Linked DNA regions of Homo sapiens: region 1 is linked to region 2. A link is an interaction called in ENCODE POLR2A ChIA-PET data of the cell type or tissue named here. Cell type or tissue: PC-9. All regions are shown on one strand. Each heading gives the region's core, and the rest is flanking DNA. Links, peaks and the distances in the headings are about the cores only.

The links. ChIA-PET counts read pairs that join two places held together with the same protein. Peaks named below come from ENCODE experiments on the same cell type or tissue, not always from the same donor. Only the 100,000 strongest peaks of a DNase experiment are listed, where the experiment ranks them.
Region 1: POLR2A ChIA-PET joins it to region 2 with 12 read pairs; 2 of 35 experiments call an interaction of 5 or more read pairs at or near these places.

What each region holds. Positions count from the first base shown.
Region 1 is chr17:16,904,770-16,907,676 of GRCh38, forward strand. No RefSeq gene overlaps it. Among named protein-coding and RNA genes, the nearest start is that of TNFRSF13B, 66 kb to the right of the region's middle. In PC-9, for the core only: no CTCF peak of the experiment used is centred there; DNase peaks (open chromatin) are centred at 1,252 and 2,082; H3K27ac peaks cover 1,970 bases.
Region 2 is chr17:17,204,559-17,207,465 of GRCh38, forward strand. It overlaps PLD6 (phospholipase D family member 6), which reads right to left and starts at 1,775. Exons shown (of 2, transcript NM_178836.4): 1 at 1,302-1,775. The coding sequence starts at 1,728. RefSeq lists enhancers at 794-913, 1,969-2,808 and silencers at 1,434-1,553, 1,574-1,623, 1,744-1,993, 2,034-2,083. In PC-9, for the core only: no CTCF peak of the experiment used is centred there; DNase peaks (open chromatin) are centred at 953 and 1,693; H3K4me3 peaks cover 1,978 bases; H3K27ac peaks cover 1,557 bases.

The DNA.
Region 1 (2,907 bases), core at 101-2,600, 300 kb before region 2:
AGGCAGCTGCCAGAGTGGATATGCAAAGGCAATTCACGTGTTCATTAGTGCCCTTTTATGATGTAACCTAGTCATAATGAGATTGCGGGGAAGAGATAGAAAATAAGATGTTTCCAATCTTGATCATAAGAATAGTATTTCCTGCTGGCGTGATTGTGTGTGTGTGTGTGTGTGTGTGTGTGTGTGTGTGTGTGAATATTTTGGATTAGCTTTCAAAATATTTTACATTTGATGAAACCCAAAACTCATTTTGCCTGGAGTAATTTTTATTCATTGTTAAATCTCTGTAAAATTAGAAATATAAATATGTGTCTGGTTTATTTACTCTTCACAAAATATGGTGTCTAGACCTGTTTGTTTATGATGCCTCTTAGGCTCGTTCTCTCTGAGTTAGGAAGCCAAAAAAAAGTGGTGAAAGTCAGATGGTTCATAGTCTTTTTGAAAACCAGTAGCCATGTGCATTTTACTTAAAATGACTTTCTTTTTACCTCACCAAAGTACAGCATGATAGGTTATGTTCAATCCCTGTCGCTCTCCGTGTGTGTGTACATATGTATGTATTTTTAGATTGAGGGGGTACATGTGCAGGTTTGTTAGACTGCGATATTGTGTGATGCTGAGGTTTGGGGTACAGTTGATCCCATCACTCAAGTAGTGAGCATAGTATACGATGGTTAGCGTTTCAGGCCTTGTCCCCGACCCTGCCTCACCCCTTTCAGAGTCCCCAGTGTCTGTTGTTCCCGTCTTGTGTCTCTGTGTCTCTATGTTTAGCTCCCATTTATAAGTGAGAACATACAGTATTGGGTTTTTTGTTCCTGCCTTAGTTTGCTTAAGATAATGGTCTCCAGCTGCATCTGTCTTGCTGCCAAGGACATGGTTTCCTTCTTTTTTTATGGCTGTGTAGTATTTCATCATGTATATGTACCGTATTTTCTTTATCCAGTCTATCATTGATGGGTATTTAGGTTCATTCCATGTCTTTGCTATTGTGACTAGTATTGGAATGAACATATGGAGTGCACATGTCTTTTTGGTACAATTATTTGTTTTCTTTTGGGTACATATCCAATGAGATTGCTGGGTCAAATGGTAGCTCTGTTTGAAGATCTTTGGGAAATCTCCAAACTGCTTTCTACACTGGCTAAACTAATTTACATTTCCACCAACAGTGTATAAGTGCTCCCTTTTCTCTACAGTCTCATCAGCATCTGTTATTTGTTTGACTTTTTAGTAGCCATTCTGACTAATGTGAGAAGGCATCTGATTGTGGTTTTGATGTGCATTTCTCTGGTGATGAGTGATGATCAGCATTTTTTCATACGTTTGTTGGCCACTTGTATGTCTTCTTTTGAAAAATGTCTATTCATGTCCTTTGCCCATTTTTTAATGGGGTTATTTGTTTTTTGCTTGTTGATTTAAGTTTTTGCTATAGATTCTGGATATTAGATACATCGTTTGTGAATATTTCTCCCATTCTGTAAGTTGTCTATTTACTCTGTTGATAGTTTTCTTTGCTGTGCAGAAGCTCTTTAGTTTAATTAGATTCCACCTCTTTTGGTTGTTATTGCAATTGCTTTTGGGGACTTAACCAAAAATTCTTTGCCAAGGCCAATGTCGAGAAGGGTATTTCCTAGGTTTTCTTCTATAATTTTAATAGTTTGAGGTCTTGCATTTTTATTTTTTATTTTTTATTTTTTTTGAGATGGAGTCTCACTCTGTCCCCCAAGCTGGAGTGCAGTGGCGCGATCTCAGCTCACTGCAAGCTCCGGCTCCTGGGTTCACGCCATTCTCTTGCCTCAGCCTCCTGAGTAGCTGGGACTACAGGCGCCCGCCACCATGCCTGGCTAATTTTTTTTGTTTTTAGTAGAGACGGGGTTTCACTATGTTAGCCAGGATGGTTTCAATCTCCTGACCTCGTGATCTGCTCGCTTCGGCCTCCCAAAGGTCTTACGTTTAAATCTTTAATCCATCTTCAGTTAGTTTTTTTATGTGGTGAAAGGTAGGTGTCTAGTTTCATTCTTGTGCATATGGCTAACCAGTTATCTCAGTATCAATTTCTGAATAGGAAGTCCTTTCCCCATTGCTTGTTTTTGTTGAAGATCAGATAACTGTAGGTATGCAGCTTTATCTCAGTTCTCTATTCTATTCCAAAGATCTATGTGTCTGGGTTTTATACTAGCAACATGCTGTTGTGGTTTCTGTAGAGTTATAGTATAGTTTGAATTCCAGTAGTATGATGCCTCCAGCTTTTTTGTTCTTGCTTAGGACTGCTTTGGCTATTCAGGGTCCTTTTTAGTTCCATATGAATTTCAAAATAGTTTTTTCTAAATCTGTGAAGAGTAGTTTGATGGGAATAGCATTGAATCTGTAAAGTGCTTTGGGCAATATGGCCACTTTAATGATATTGATGCTTCCGATTCATGATCATGGAATATTTTTCCACTTATTTGTGTCATCTCTGGTTTCTTTCAGCCTCCTTCCATATATTAATCCAATAATGAACTTGTGTTCAGGGACCTGTTCAGCTCCAGTTAATATTGTAGGTGCTGGGGTTTCCACAGTGAATGAAACAGGCAACAGTCCCTGCTCTCATGGAACTTACATTGTCATTGGGTCTGGCAGTTAACTGAAATAGAAGGTAACATATGTACCATATTTGAAGGGGATATTACTGTGGAGAGAAATAAAGCAGGGAAGGAGGATTGGGAATGTTGGGTGAATGGTGCAGTATATATACAGTAGTCAGGGAGGTGACATTCGAGCACTTGCACCTCTTCCCTGAAGGGCTTTGGTGTCTGCATGAAGGTTTATTTCCCACCAAGGACTAGGTGTGGAAGGTCAAAGTAAGGAGGTCATCACTGCCGTGACTGTGCCAATAGGAGCTGAAGTGACACAATGGTGGTCGCC
Region 2 (2,907 bases), core at 311-2,810:
CTGGACAGCCTCGAAGTCAGCGAGGATGCTGGGAGGCCATCCCAGAGGGGATCCGATGGGACCTTGGTCTAGGGGCCCTTGAAGGGTCTTCACCAACCTCAGCTTCTACGACTGTAAAAGCAACTCAAACAGAACTGTACTGTGCATGCCTGGAGGTCCCCAAACCTCCCGTTAAAATGACCAACACATGGGAGGACAGCTCTTGTGGCTGCCCCAAAGAGAAGGAGACATCCTCAATATGAAAACCACGTGCCCCACTCTGCTCCCACATGGCGTGCAACATGCCCCACACCACCCAGAGCAGGGAGGGACCCTGGCTGACTCTGGAGAGGCTGCTCTGAGGCCCAAGTCAACAAGAGGCTATGGCTGTGCAGAAGGAACAGCGCGGCGGTGACCACTGCCCAGCCTGGACAATTCCCAGGGCTCCACACATCTCTCGGTCACTGCGACCACCAGTATTATCAGATCCAACCGTTGCACGTGCAGGCGTGACTTTCTGGGTGCCTGAGTGATGGAGACAGAGACAGGCCCAAGAGTCTGTGAGTGCAGATACACAAAAGGCAACAGCAGGCTGGGCCGCCGAACTGGGCCAGGATGGACTGAGAATCCTCAGGTGGGACAAGGATCCCAATTATTCACATTTCCTGGTCCCTTCTGTCCCCACCCCATGAGAGAGGCGCCCCCGCCAGAAATATGTGTTCCCCTCCTTTTGCAGCTGGGAAAACAACCGAATGTCCTGGCGCTGCTTTCTAGAACATGTTCAGGTCTCCCAGAGCCCAGTGGCCTGAGATTCACTGGGCAGCAGGTGGCCGCCTCTCCCCAGAGCCCTTCAGTCTGGAAGTCCAAGCACAACCCTGGCGTCCAGCTCCCCTGCCACCAGGATCCAGGTTACCAGAGGCCGTCCGGGGATCTCCGGCAGCGTAGGAGGGCGGGCCCGGGCTGCAGCAGTCACGAAAACTCCGCCGGCGGCGCCCGAGGAGTTGCTAGGGGAATCTGCTCCGCCTCTAACCCGGCACACGCAGGCCCACCTGCTTCCAGCATGCCGGGACAGTTCACTGAGAGAACCGCCCCCACCGCGGAGGCACCGAGGGTCCGGCTCGCTTATGCCCACGCAGCCGGCTAGACCTTCTGTGGGGGCTCTGCTTTCTCCGCGTTACACCACCCCGACCCCACAAGGCCACGAGGAAAGTAAATGAGGCCTCAGCCCGTCCCCAGACCCCCTCCCCTAAGTGTCCACCTTTGCGCCTAGGACCCCGCGTGGGCCAAGCCGGCCTTCTCCGCTTGGACCCCGCCGGGCCTACCTGCCTTGCGCAGCAGACCGATTTGCGAGCCGTTGAGGGCCATGTAGTCGCAGTCGGTGACGACCCGCACTCGCACCCCACGCTGGTGCAGCAACTGCACGGCGCGGCCCAGCTGCGGGCTGGAGAAGGCGAACAGGCAGAGATCCAGGCTGGCGCGGGCGGCCAGCAGGGCACGCAGCAGGCGGCTTAGCGCGCTCTCGCCGTGGGGCAGGCCGCACGGGCAGCCCTCGGGGAGCTCGGCCAGCTCCGCGCCCGGAGCCCGCAGCAGGGCCTCGGTACAGGTCACCTGAGACGGGAAGAACAGCGCCTCGCGCCGCGGCCGCCGCCGCCTGGACCGCAGCCAGCGCAGCACCCAAGGCAGCGCCTCCAGAGTCAGAGCCAGGCCCACAGCCGCCGCGGCCGCCACCTGCCAACTCAACCGTCCCATGCCGCCGCTAATCCGGGACCCACAGCCACGCCGCCGCAGCGGAGTCTGCGCGCCCCCAGCCCTAGACCGCCAGGCCACGCCCCCGTCACGCGCCGCCAGCGGCCATGTGCCAGGCCACGCCCAGCCCCCCATGGCCACGCGCCAGGCCACGCCCTATCACGTCCTGCCAATTGCCACGCACCAGGCCACGCCCCCGTCACGCAGCGCCAACGGCCACGTGCCAGGCCACGTGCCAGGCCACGCCCAGCACCCATGGCCACACGCCAGGCCACGCCCCCGTCACGCCCCACCAACGGCCACGTGCAAGGTCACGCCCTCAGCCCCCGAGGGCCACGCGCTAGGCCGCGCCATGCCCCCACAACTGTCACGCACCAAGCTGAACCCACGCCTCCCATCAGCCCGCCCCCAACCCTCAACAGGTGACCACGCCTCCCTCCACGCGCCAGGCCACGCCCCCTGCCACAGACACCCTCCACCCCCCAACGCCAGGCTGTGCCCCCCATTTTCCTTCCAGCCAGGCGCTCGGCCACGCCCTCCAGGTTCCACCTCCCACCACGTGCCAAGCCACGTCCCCAAGCCCGCGCCACCAGGCAGCACCTGCACACCCGCGGGCCACGGGCCCTAGCACACCCGTCACCTGCCCAGGCCAGAGACCGCTCTCCGCGCTAGAAGCCACAGCAACCCCGGCTTTCCTCGCATGGAGCACAGCAGAGCTGCTCTGGAAATGTGGGGTCACACCTTCACTGTCTTCTCGGGAGCAGCTAGGCTGGGCTGGGGAATGACCTGGGAACACAGATAATCAGGGAATCAACACAGCTGGAGGCAGCATTGGAACCCAGCATACTGGAGGCGGTGTCGGCCCAGAGGTTTTTTCCTAGCCCAAGAGGTTTTTTCCAGCCGGCGTTGTTGGAAGGCCTGCCCTGCTTTAAGCATAAACAGAGGAAGAGACTAAGGCAGCCGAGGGCACTGGGCCGGGGGCATAGGGAAACGGGGCAATGTGGTGGTCTGGGCTGGATCCTGGAACCGAAAGAAGACATTCACGGAAAAACTGGTGAGAGCCAAATAAAGTCTGGAGCTTAATCGCATTGTACCAATGTCAGTTTCTTAGCTTTGACAAATGTATGAAAGGAATGTAAAAGGTTAACAAAGGAAGCTGCGTGGGGGTAAATGGATCTCTCT